Linked DNA regions of Homo sapiens: regions 2 and 3 are each linked to region 1. The links are chromatin contacts, found by Hi-C or POLR2A ChIA-PET in ENCODE. All regions are on one chromosome and are shown on one strand. Each heading gives the region's core, a stretch centred on a gene start or an enhancer-like site at or near the end of the contact. The rest is flanking DNA. Distances are from core to core; before and after follow the strand shown. Region 1 has its middle 26 kb from the start of CCN1. Region 2 holds the start of SYDE2 (synapse defective Rho GTPase homolog 2). Region 3 overlaps DDAH1 (dimethylarginine dimethylaminohydrolase 1).

Region 1 (4,167 bases), core at 797-3,296:
ATTCAGGGAGGTGTGGGAAGGAGGGTGTGGAGTGGAGAAAAGGAATTTTACTTCTTACTTTATTCCCTTCTCTACAGTTTGAATTATGTACCATAAGGATGTATTTTGTCATTAGAAAAAAAGGCTGGTTAATAAAAAATTGAGGAACCTTAATCATTAATAGTAAGAAATCTAATAGCCTTTCCTTCTTTCAAGAATCACCTCATCTCAACTCTCCAGTTACTTTTCATGAAGCGAGAGTGTAATGTCATTTATATCTACTCATTGGTCTGAAAGTAGGGCAGAGGTTACCTTCTGCTATCTATTCAGTAATCTTTTTCTTTGAGTCAGTAATGGCTTCTTCTAATTCCCTTCTGTGAAACTCCTGAACCATCTTTTCCACTAGGACTATTTTTACTCTTTTTTTAAGGGATTTCAAATTCATTTAAGATTCTTACTTTGGGTCACTGCAATAACAGACATATGCAGGAGCAGCTACTCAGCCTTTCCAGTTGGAGTAGAATGGGGACAAGGAATGACCAAAAGAGACTGAGGTCAAAGGAAGAACTAAAGCACTGTCCCTCAAAATGCATTCTGGAAGCTCCATTGGGCTGGGTGCTTTACTTCTCTGGATCTCCCCTGGGGTCCCCAGAGCCTTACTAAAGTTAGGGTTTCTCTGTAGAGTGTTCTGAAAAGCAGAGAAAGCTTTTCCTTGTCCAAATGGAATCCCAGCAGTGGTTAAGATTGCTTAGACTCATACCCATGAATCAAGGCAATGGATGATGTCTTCTAGGACAGATGTCAAAACCAGCTCTGAGGCAAGGTGCGGTGTGAGCAGGGAGAGGGTAGGCTAGATGTCTCCTAGCATTTTCAATCCTCTAAACTGAGCTACAGTCAGAAAGGAGGAAAACAGAGCATCTGATCTGTCTGTGGCCTGCCTCACTGAGAATTTCATTGCCTGCACGGCAGCAGGAGAAATAAGGTGAATAACACCAATTTGAAACCCCATGCTTGGCTATGTGTATGCCCATCCCGTACTCCAAATATCTCTCCTGCATCCCCTTTGTTAATTCCCTGGACATTTTTATAACTGTTTCCAACCGGAAGAAGTGCATGAATTGATACTTTGGCATCAGGCTAGATGTGCCACTCGGGTTTCTTCTCTCCCAAGCTGCCCCTCCTGCTGTGTGTGTGTGATGTCTAAAGGCCTCCCCATCTGGACACTCACCCACGGCATTGGACATTTTCCTTTCAGGTTTATCCCACGCAGTCCTATTCCAGGAATGCCTCCTCTTCCCCACACCACTTAGTGTGTAGACAACTCACTCTGCCAACAATAAGCAATAGTATGAACAATAAACTAGTATTTATTGAGCACTTATTATGTGTCAGGCTGTATTCTAACTACTTTATGTGGATTAACTCACTCCCCATCCAGTTCTCTGAAGAAGGTGTGGTTATTGTCTCTGTTTACAGTTGAGGAAACTGAGGCACAGAGTGGATGCTTTCATGGCATTTCTCTTCTGCCAGTGATCTCCACTCTGTGAGCGAGCCAGCCAGTCTCTGCGTTTAGCCAGCGCCTGCCACAGGGGTCTGGCTCTTAGTGAATGATTGCTCCTGGATCTCCCAAACTCTTCATATACTTTCACATCCTGAGCAAAAAAATGCTTCCCAAGATTCCTCCTGCCAGCTCCATCTGTGAAACTTGTGGGCCGGTATTTGAATAAGAATGACTAAAGGGGGAAGAGGTTTTATGAACTTCAGACTGTGAACTCAAGGAAGAGAGTGAGTCAGGCCTCCACATTCCTGAAATACTTTCAGGAGGCTCAGTGACCTCAGACAATAAGAACCTGAGGCAGAATGTCCTTGGGAGGCCCCCCACCAGGAAGAACGTGAGGGCAGATGCTCTGCTGTGCTGCCTTCTGTGGTTCCATGCGCAGTGTGTGGGTTGAAGGAAACCACTAGCCAGAGGCCCAGGCCTACCGAGAGCGCTGCCTTGGTTTTGCCCAGGCTGACTCCTCTCCCTGGAATGCTTGACCCCAAATGCTTGTGAGCTTGTCATCCCAGACTCAGCTCATGTGTCACCTCCTCTGTCTGCTACAGGTAGAAGAGGCTTTGTGGTTGGGACACCACAGGGAATTGCGCTTGCTTCTCTCACTCCTAAACGCCCTAGAAAAACATTGCTTTCAACATGTGTGCCCAATACATTCTTCATACCTACTGAGGTTGGCAACAGCTCCAAGGTTGAGGAGTGAGCCCTGTGCCGGGGGTGTCAGATGTGGGTGCTAGTTCCATCTCAGGCCTGGGCCTTGTAACCTCCCACACCTCAAACTCTTCCTGATTAAAATGATATGTTTTGATCTACCTCTCCTACAGATGGTGACCTTCTGAGGTACAGAGACTTTTAACCCAGGCGCTATTTTCAGAGCGGAGCAGGCACATAGCTATTCAATAAGTTTAAATAATTACAAATCTTTCTCCCCAGCTTCTATCTCCGTCCATCTCTTTCCTCACCAAGCTTAAACCCATGATTGGTATGAGGTGCAACCATCCACAAAGGGAAAGTATCATCCGCTAATTTTTTTTAAAGGTGCTTTCTTGTGTTTCTCATGTGTGCGTGCGTATGTGCATACATGCATGACTGTGTGTGTGTGTGTGTGTGTGTGTGAACAGAGCAAACGAGAGGCTGCACTAGGCTGAGCTCACCACAGGGGTGAATTGTAAAGAATGAGTCTCACCCAAGATGAAAATGTTACCTCAGGAATTCTTCCATGATCTTTGAGCAGGGAAGGAGTGAAAGGGTATAGCTGGGGCCCATCCTATGGACTGAAAAGCTGAGGGAGCACATTCAGTCAAGCACATCCTCCAATAGCTGCACCACTTTCCAACAGAAACAAGGGAAGGGTGGCAGAAGAAGTAGAACTAACTAGGCTGTGGGTTACTGCCCTAAAGGCCAAGATGTAAAGCCATAGAGAAAAGTGCTTTCAATTGTAGGCTCGTGAAAGCTACTGAGATTGGTGACTGCACCAGTGCCAAGGAAAAAGCCCTGCCTGGGGGTGGCAGGTGTGGGTTCTAGTGCCATCTAGTGCCATGCCATCTCTGGTGCTAAGGAAGTTGGTGGGCTTGGCCGTGTCGTATAACCTCCCGTGTCACTTCATGTGGATAGTGAAGATATTGGGTTGATGACGGGTTTAACTGAGGTTTTGTCACTCCTGCTCACCTCCCCTGCTCTCCTGTGTCATCCACACAAATGTTGTTTCTGCATTGGCCAATCTGGGACTCGTCCTTGCCTCCACTTTCACCCTCCAAGAGAGGAAGGAGGGAATGTGGGTAAATGCAGGTGCACACGGCACACATTCCATCAGGCAAATGGGAGTTGAGTGACATAAAGAGTTGGAAGTCCACTTTCAGGCTGGACAGGGAGGTCCTCTTCCTCCATCCCGTCTTTACCTCTATTCTTGCCCACCAGCCCAATCCCTGCAGCCCTGCCCAGGGCTGGTCTTTCCCTCATTCTGGCTGAGCAGTGGAAGTTGCCTGAGGAAGCTCAGTCCTGCCATCCCAACCAGAGCTGCCCTGGTTCACTTTGCTGCACCTGCCAGACCTCCCAGGTAGTTAATGATCCCCTGGGCAGAAGAGCCTTTTAATAATTTACCAGAGTAGATAAAGAAAAAAGCATAGTTCTCTACTTGGAGGCCAATTACACTGGCAATCCAGACAGTATAGATGGAGTTAAGACTAACTTCAAGTTCAAACTCAATTTTTTTTTGTATGGGAACCCTGCCTTATAGCTATTTATATGAAGTCTTATCAGAACCTTCATCCAGATATTTAAACATCCCAGCCCTACTGTATGATCAGCACTTTCGGGCTCCTTCACTAGTCAGGAGAACTCACTATATAAAGCAAAAGAAACCAAAATACCCTAGAACAAAATGAAATTTAAACACTTAAAGAACTCCAGAGAAAGAAAAGTGATTTTGCATTGTCTAACTATTTGAGTTCCTTATTAGAATTTGAAAAACACTCTTCTGCAGGGAATTATATGTTTCCTTGAGTCAAAAGTAGACTCAGAGCCAGTATGGTACAGTGGAAAAAAACACCTCCTTTGGAATTAAAGAGACCTAGGTTGAAATCTTGCCTTCAGCTAAGATTGAGACTAAGAAACTTATTGAGGCTCTGTGAATCTCA
Region 2 (4,167 bases), core at 1,096-3,595, 410 kb after region 1:
CCAGGTTGGAATGAAGTGTCATGATCTCGGTTCATTGCAGCTTCAGCCTCACAGGCTCAAGTGATCCTCCCACCGCGGCCTCTAGAGTAGCTAGGACTACAGGTGCACACCACCACATCTAGCCAATTTTTTTTGTGTTTTTTTTTTTGTTTGTTTTTGTTCCTCGTAGAGACCAGGTTGTGCCATGTTGTCCAGGCTGGTCTTGAACTCCTGGGCTCAAGCAATCTGCCCATCTCAGCCTCTCAAAGTGCTAAGATTACAGGCATGAGCCACCCCGCCTGGCCTAGAGCAGAGTTTTAGAGAGTGGGTAAGATTTCTGCAAATATTCTCTCTTATCTGCAAATCTCAGATGCAGGTAACAATTATTCCAGAAAGCAGAGACTAGGTACTAATAAAGGTAGTATAGTCAAAGCACATTCAGAGATTGGAGCCACTGGACAACAAGAAAACAACTGACATAGGAAAATATACTGCAGTTGCAAATAAGGTAAATTAGGGCAAAATTATTTCATTTTATTCAGTAATGCAAACATTTATTTATTCAACAAATATTTTCTTAAGTATTTGAGTATCTACTAAGTGCACGCACTGTGCTAGGTGTCAGCATATTTATGAGTAACTCAGAAAAAGGCCCTTTCTACTATGTAAACACTAAAAAAAGTAACTCAAATCAGGGATGATAGCACGACTGATTCTTATCAGTCACTGAATCAATTAATCTCTGGCAACGAGGGGTACTTGAGTTTGCAACTGCTGCCCAGAACCTGGAATTTAACGTTTTTGGGAGACAGCCGGTATTTCTAGATTACACTGTGTCTCAACTTCAATTCAATTGCTTCTCAACTCACTATTTAAATTAAAATGAAGTGTTAACTTTTTTATATTAGAAAGCTGCAAACCTGTATGATAATCTTGTAGGTAGGGTGATGAGGGACATAATATTTGTGGCTCCATTTTACAAGTTTTGGCTGATGTAATAATTTTGTTAGCATGCATTAACTGAAATAAAGAAGGAAAAACAGACTTAAAAGAGACATCGGTGGGTGGGTTTTGTTTTGTTTTTGATAAAAGAACTCTTATAGAAAAGGAATCGCTGCAAATTTCTTTTAGCTAGCTAGCTCTCTGGGCGATTAAAATGATTGATACATTTCTAGAACACATGCACCGAGATACACCTGCACTCGTACTTTGTCCGTCAAAACAATCTTTGTTTTCTCTCAAGCTAGGACTTGCTGTGCCTAAGACACACCTCGTGCAGCGGTGGCGGTGAAGGTGCTGGGGTGACAGCCAGGAGGGCACTTTCCCTTTCTCGGGCTCCCTAACCAAAACTTTGCAGCCACCAGCCCAAACTCACGTTCCTGCTCGTTCTTCTTTCCCCTGCCTCAACTCTCCCCGCACCCTTCGCGCTCTGTGCGCCCACCCCTGCTTCCGTCGGTCAGCTTCAGCCGACCTACTACTCAACCTACCGGCCCGCGCCCTCCGCCTCCACCTGCACCACTCGCCCACCCCGAGAACCCACCTCTGCCGCCCCCGGCCCGCGCGCCCCGTCGCGGCCCGGGGCTCCGGGGCATGCGCGTTGCGGCGCCACCGCCCTCCCCCACGCCTTCCCGCGGCAGAGTTATGCCAAGTATGTGAGGAGCCGGCGAGGGCCAGCGCCGGTCATGGGGAGCCGCCGCCGCCTCCGCCTCCGCCTCCGCGAGCGCGGTTTTCTCCCCAGCGGGGCTCCGACCTCTCCCCCTGGCGGGGGTGAGCCTCGCGGCTAAGGCAGAGGGGATGGCGGACCCTCTGAGGAGGACGCTGTCCAGGCTCCGGGGAAGGCGGGGTCCCCGCGGCACCGGGGGGCTAGGGCTCCGGGCGGCAGCCGCAGCTGCGGTGGCGGCCTCTTCGGCAGCCGCGGGAGACGCCTGGGGTGCCGCAGACACCCTCCCACGTGAGCACGCCGGGGGACACGGGCGGAGCCTACAGCAGCCCTCGCCGTCACCTGAGGCGTGGGGTCCCGGGGCGCGGGTCCCCGGAGGGCACCCGGAGCAGTTGGGGGCGCTCGGGCCTCGGCCGCGCGGCGGGCAGGAGGCCGCCCCCCAGAGCCATGGGCTCGCTCACGCCCCTCCGCACTCCCCGGAGGGCTCCGAGGACAGCGGAGAGGAGGAGGAAGACGACAAGGACGAAGACGACTACGACGCCGACTACTACGAAAACCTGCCCGGCGGCTCGCAGTCTGCGCCCGAGCCTGAGGGGGCGGAGGCGGAACGGCGTCCCCCGCCTCCCCCAGCGGCGGGCTCCTCCCTGGGGGCGGAGGGCGGCCGCCTGGAGACAGGCAGGCTGCGGACCCAGTTGCGAGAGGCCTATTATCTGCTGATCCAGGCCATGCACGACCTGCCCCCTGACTCGGGCGCGCGGCGGGGCGGCAGGGGCTTGGCGGATCACAGCTTCCCCGCGGGAGCCCGGGCTCCGGGCCAGCCGCCTTCCCGCGGCGCCGCGTACCGCCGAGCCTGCCCCCGGGACGGGGAGCGGGGAGGCGGCGGACGCCCTCGGCAGCAGGTGTCCCCGCCCCGGTCGCCTCAGAGGGAGCCGCGGGGAGGCCAGCTGCGGACTCCTCGGATGCGGCCGTCCTGCAGCAGAAGCCTCGAGAGCCTCCGGGTGGGTGCCAAGCCGCCTCCCTTCCAGCGGTGGCCGAGCGACAGCTGGATCAGGTGCGGCGCGCACCGGGACTGGGACGAGCCCCCGCCACGTGGAGGCAGGATGGACGGCTGGAGTGGGGACCGCGCCCGGGCGGCTGCACCCACCGGCCTCCAGCCTCCAGGCTGCAAGGACCACGGCTGCTCCTCGGGAAGCCCTTTCAGGGATCCAGCGGGGTCCTCTGTGATACGCAGTGGCAAAGGAGACCGCCAGGAAGGCCCCTCCTTCCTCAGGCCGCCGGCAGTGACAGTCAAGAAGCTGCAGAAGTGGATGTACAAAGGGCGTCTGCTGTCCCTGGGAATGAAGGGTCGTGCCCGTGGGACGGCTCCCAAAGTCACAGGAACGCAGGCAGCCTCCCCAAATGTGGGCGCTTTGAAAGTGCGTGAAAACCGTGTCCTGTCGGTGCCTCCAGACCAAAGAATTACGCTGACAGGTAGGATACTTTGCGATGAAAATGCTAGCACCGCGAGCCTTACTGTTTACCGACTGGGCTTCTGTCTTAAGAGCCAAGAAAAAGTTATGTTTTTGCGACAGGTACGTTACCGGGCGAAAGTAAGTGTCATGTAAGTGGCAGCTTAAAGTAATTTCGGGGTTACTTAATGTAATGCATTTACTCGTTTTGCTTTTTTTTTTCTTTTTAATCAGACAATGGCATGAAGAATTGAGGTTGTGATTTCTTCTCGAAAAACCAGTGTGTCTATTCCCTAAGTATTACCTAAAGGAGTAAAGGTTAAGTATAACACACTTTTAGTAGGTTTACAGATGGGCGGCACTGTCTTGATTTTTATTCTTTGTAGCTCTAGGCAAATCCGTAGACTTTTGTGGAGTTTGTAAATTTGAATTTGATTCAAGGTAGATTTTATAGGCTTCATAAACTGTCATTTTACTCATTACAACTTTTTTTTTTTGCCTCTCCCAGGCACGCACACACATGCATACATACACACAACCAAAAACCCAAACAAATCAAACAAAAAAAACCCTACCATAAGTAGAATTTTTTAGTCAGGTAGTATTTCACATACACCATCTCTCCACCTGCCTCCCCCCGACAAAGAAACCTCAACAAAGTAATCTTTTTATTGTGAAAAATCAAGGACACTAACATTTTAATCAAAAGAAAAATGTTCCTCAGGTAGTTTTGTTTTTAAAGCAGTCATTTGCAAACTTAAATCCTATTTATAAGAGAAGTAAATTAGTTTTTTAAAAAGTATATTGATCCTTATAATAGGATTAAGCTCCCTATTTTGTATGTGCATGATTTTTAACTATCACTGAAGGTTTAGGTTATCAATTCTAGAAACCAGTCAATTATGTTGTAAATATCAAAATATCTTTCCTGAAAGGAGTATAATATCTTCAAAGTGAGCCAAAACAACATGGTCTTTTGAATACTCTTACATATAAAAATTTTTAGTGATCATAAAGACTTATAAGTCAGGAATAATTTGGAAAACATTAAATCCTGAAATGTAAAAGGTATTCACAGTA
Region 3 (4,167 bases), core at 874-3,373, 280 kb after region 1:
GAGTGGGCTTTCAGTCGTTTGGATGAGAAAATTCCCAGAAATGTTGGGAACTGCCGGAAATGCCTGGTTGTTAATGCAACTTGCCATGCAGATTCTCTTGGGCTGAAAGCCAGACAGTTCCCACTCTATTTTGTGACAGCTCCACCCTGGGGAACAAGGCCAATTCCTCCAACCAGCAGCTGCATAACAGACCATGACAGTGTGGCCACAATGATTCTCAGAGCTATTTCCTCCCTACAGCTGCGTGCCTTCTTCGTTAAGGAGTTGCCTATGATAAAAGTGAGGTTGACTGTCTTTTTACTGCTAGCATACTCTTCATGTGCTTGTCCTGCCTTAAATGATAGCTTTTCATCTCCTGAAGGCATCTCTTTCCCTTTCCCACCTCACACTGCCATTGTGCTGAGCCCGAAGGGGGCGTACCATAAAAGATTGTTGAACAGAGCTGACCACCAATTGATCTAATCCCCATAATAATCACTCAAATTAGTTTCCATAAAGTGGAATCATTCCTTTGGCAAAATTCAGAAAGGGCATTCGGAACAGCAACTTGACTTCTCAGATCTTTCCCCCAAATCCTGTAGAACTCATTTGTATCATTCAGAGTTGAGTCTGGGGCCTCTCAGGATATCAAGTAATCTGCTCTTAGGGAAAGGAATTTGTGGTGACGTGTGGAGGGTTTAGGTGTGTCTCCTTTCCATTCTGGCTTGAGACACAGTGAGAAGCAGGAAGTACAGTCCCTGGGGTTGGAAAAACACTACATACAGCACTGGAGCAGTACCACCTCCTCCATGCTTTTTTAGGAAAAAATGTTGGAACAGAACTAAACGGCCCAACAGCTGCATTCTCGGGATATTTGAAATGGTGCTCATCTTTTAACAAAGCCTCTGTGCATCCACAAAGGGGAAACAGAACCTGTTCCTTGGCCTCACTGTTGCTCAGTCCTCAGGAGCCTGAGCTCTTTGAGGTGATACCCTACCAGACAGGATGTGTTAACACATCCTCACAGTGCCCATTAGGGTGTAAAAAGGGAAAGATGTTCAAGAGCAACACAGCCTTCCTGCATCTTTCTCTGCATGTTCCCTGCTGAATGGCCAGCACCCTGTCTTGTGTACATACATGTGTCTCCTAAACCCAGCTACAAATAAATGGTAAGCTTATTCAGACAATAACAACATACAAGAGAAAGGAAAATAATTACTCCAACAGGAAAGGAGAAATCTGTTCTTTGCCTCGAAAGACAAAATCTCTTTGTGTTTATAATAAGCACCTTTAGCATTTTCAAGGGGGAAAAGCATATTTCTTGTTTGTTATCTACAGTTACCACTTCATACATCCCTTTTATTTAGAAAGGCTACACCTGACATAACTTTTGTAATTTTTTTCAGTTAAGCAGAACTACTCACTGCTCCAAATGGGGCCTGTTCATTATTAAAAGTCATTTCTTTGGGCATATTCTTAAATCTGTCTTAAAATGATAACCGTGGAGTCTTGATAAATTAATTGAAAAGCTTCTCCTAAGGTAGCTTTGTTGGGGTTTTGTTAAGACATTTATTTTAAGAGTAACTCTCAGTAGAATTTATCAATGAATTACTTCATATATTCTCAGCATTAAATTATTTCCCCACTAAAGATATTATAATTCCTTTCCTCCCAGTAATGAAAAATTGAAACTGTCCTCAAATAATTCTAAAGTAGGTACTGGCCTTTATGTTAGTAAGTATAGGAATGTCCCCACCAGAAGCTTTAAATGATAAAAAATAAGGCTCAGAAAAGGAAGAAGCATTAAAGAATGAAGAGTGATTACAATTTCAAATACATGCCAGTAACTGAAGAACAATTCAAATAGGAACCAAGTAGGGGAGAGGATTGTTCACTCAAGGAGGTGAGGTTGGGGGATAGGGCAGAGCATGGAAACAGCTGAAGTCAACTGGACAGGCCCTGTCACTTCAGTGACACGTGGTACTTTCTGAGATGGGCACAACCTTGGAGATTTTAGTTTGTTTCCTCACTGGTAAACAAGAAGTCAGCACTGATAACAATCCCTGAGAACACTTCCTCTGGAATGTATGACATTCCATGCTTTTGCTTTGTAGTCACCTCCGGACATGCATGAGTCACACTGAGAGGTGGGGAATTTGCCCAGACCGCTAGATCCAGTGAATAAAGTCAGGCCTAAGAGATGTAGTCTTGCCATGTTTCTTTCTCTTTCAATTCATCTGGTACTAAGAGACATGGGTGATTTATTTATCTGTGGGTAAAGAGTACAATGAAGCTTCTGCAGATCACAAATTAAAATGGAAAGCCAACTGGCAGTTATCTGGTGATTATGAGTGGTGGGAGCACTTAGCCTGAATGTGTGGGCCAAAATATGCCACACACAGTTTTCCCAATTGCTTAGAAAAGTAAGTCAATGTGAGTAATAGATTTTCTAGATTTTGTTTTGTTTGTGTCTAGGTTGACCAGGTAGCAGTGGTTGTGTATACATGTTCTAAGGATCTCTCTGAGGTCCTCAAACCACTGGGGTCCTACTTAGTAAACCTCTGGCTCAGAGAACTGCCTCCCCAGTTGTCTGGAAGAAATTCTGAACTTCTTGGGTAAACTAGGTCCAATTCATGTGACAGGATGACCGTCCAGTTCTGACTGCAAACATGAGCAGACTGGCCATCTTGGTCCACCCTCAACAGCACATAATAAACAGAGATTTAGACATAGTGGAATCCCATTCCCTGCACCTGGAAAAAAGCACGTTTGTGAGACTGACCAAAAGCTATTGTCTAGAAGTTTCACAAATCCTAACTGCCACCTTGCATATCGAGGCAGCCCCACTCTACTATGAAGAAGTCAATCTGCCCATTGGGTTTATGGACTATTTTACTAAATTGGGGTCACAACCTGACAGAGGCTTATGTGTTCGGTTTGATATACACAAAAGTTTTTCTTTTCTTTCTTTCTGTGAATGCCCTTAGGTGCCACATACTCTGCAGGTAATTCCAGATCCAACCCCCTGTTGTCTTACTTTGTCATCCAGAGTCATTTGAGTTAGGACCACAGAGTATAGTGCCCTTCTGTATGGCTTTGAAAAACAGACAAACCTTGGCCTTGTTGATTTTAGCCATGTTTTTTCACATTAAAAATAATGAGTTGTATTTCTGTTTCTGGACATAGACCATACCTTGTTTCTCTGAGGGAATTCAATTGTTTACCCATGTGATTGACCACACAGTTCATCACAGTGCCCTCCTGAGGTTCTCTGTAGCGTTTAAAAAGGTGAAAGGAATGAAGAAATGAACCAGTTAGTGCAAACATATTTTGGTCACCTGCTATATGTCAAGTGACTTGCAAGAAACAAAGAGGGAAGTGAACCGACTTTTATTACACATTTAATATCTGCTAGAAGCTTGTGCTAAGCATTTTATGTACATTATCTGTTTTGGGGTTTTTTTTAAATAATCTTCAGAGTTACCCTGTGGAGGATAGGTATAGCATTCCCATCCCATTTTACTGCTGAGGGAATTGAGGCTCACAGGGCATATGTGACTTTCCCAAAGTCACACAATTAGTGTGTGGCTGAGCAAGGCTTCAGACCCAGACCTTTCTGACTCTGAAGCCCATGCTCTGTCCACCTCATTATGCCTGGACCTGCATTCAAGGAGGTAGCAGTCTGGTTGAAGAGAGCAAAACTGCACAAAAACTCATAGTAAAATTTGTCCTTATTCCAAAAACTTTGGGAACTTTGTAGCAATTATCTCTCTAGGGGATCTAGGTAGAAGGGATGCTAAGCCTGCAACACTACTAGATTACATGTTAACGTAGGCCTTAGAAAGAAGGAAGCTGAAGAAGTAATTGTGAGAATATGGTAGGTCTAGTCTTTTATGGTTTTTAAGACTAAGGATTAGACTCCAAGACAGATTATCTGTGGCTCAGGCTGGAGTGCAGTGGCACTATCTCGGCTGGTGGCAACCTCTATGATCTTCCCACCTCAGCCTCCTGAGGAGGTGACTACAGGTGTGTGCCACCACACCCAGCTAATTTTTTTGTAGAGACAGGGTTTCGCCATGTTGCCCAGGCTGGTCTCAAACTCCCGGGCTCAGGCGGTCTTCATTTGTTCCCTTGCACACAATAATAAATGGAAGCTGCTATTATTGTGTTTTGGAAGCAGCCAAAAAG

The links. Hi-C counts contacts between places; a loop is a spot of excess contacts on that map. ChIA-PET counts read pairs that join two places held with the same protein, here RNA polymerase II (POLR2A). Pooled maps may share reads with other maps.
Region 2: a loop to region 1 is called in a map of endothelial cell of umbilical vein, with 11 times the contacts of the local background. The contact joins the promoter of SYDE2 here to the enhancer-like site in region 1. A Hi-C loop is called at or near these places in 1 of 168 maps with a recorded cell type or tissue (endothelial cell of umbilical vein). POLR2A ChIA-PET finds 5 or more read pairs at or near these places in 2 of 52 experiments (A673 and HEK293).
Region 3: a map of endothelial cell of umbilical vein shows a loop between it and region 1 (10-fold over the local background). The contact joins two enhancer-like sites. A Hi-C loop is called at or near these places in 3 of 168 maps with a recorded cell type or tissue (Caco-2, PC-9 and endothelial cell of umbilical vein) and 3 of 50 pooled maps. POLR2A ChIA-PET finds 5 or more read pairs at or near these places in 5 of 52 experiments (AG04449, BJ, H1 and 2 more).

What each region holds. Positions count from the first base shown.
Region 1 is chr1:85,605,115-85,609,281 of GRCh38, reverse strand. No RefSeq gene overlaps it. Among named protein-coding and RNA genes, the nearest start is that of CCN1, 26 kb to the right of the region's middle. RefSeq lists enhancers at 1,037-1,902, 1,110-2,309, 1,903-2,767. Within about 2 kb of position 2,046, at least 10 of the 41 ENCODE cell types and tissues checked have a DNase peak (open chromatin) inside an H3K27ac peak, as active enhancers do; they include PC-3, PC-9 and endothelial cell of umbilical vein, where a contact is called at or near this core.
Region 2 is chr1:85,199,194-85,203,360 of GRCh38, reverse strand. SYDE2 (synapse defective Rho GTPase homolog 2) reads left to right here and starts at 2,345. Exons shown (of 7, transcript NM_032184.2): 1 at 2,345-3,109. The coding sequence starts at 2,365. It overlaps LOC124904207 (a long non-coding RNA gene), which reads left to right and starts at 3,119. Exons shown (of 2, transcript XR_007066199.1): 1 at 3,119-3,210; 2 at 3,322-4,167. RefSeq lists a silencer at 1,457-2,606 and an enhancer at 2,619-3,230.
Region 3 is chr1:85,327,052-85,331,218 of GRCh38, reverse strand. The region is part of intron 4 of DDAH1 (dimethylarginine dimethylaminohydrolase 1); the gene reads left to right. Among named protein-coding and RNA genes, the nearest start is that of BCL10, 53 kb to the right of the region's middle. RefSeq lists enhancers at 1,901-2,479, 2,955-3,124. Within about 2 kb of position 2,123, at least 11 of the 41 ENCODE cell types and tissues checked have a DNase peak (open chromatin) inside an H3K27ac peak, as active enhancers do; they include PC-3, PC-9 and endothelial cell of umbilical vein, where a contact is called at or near this core.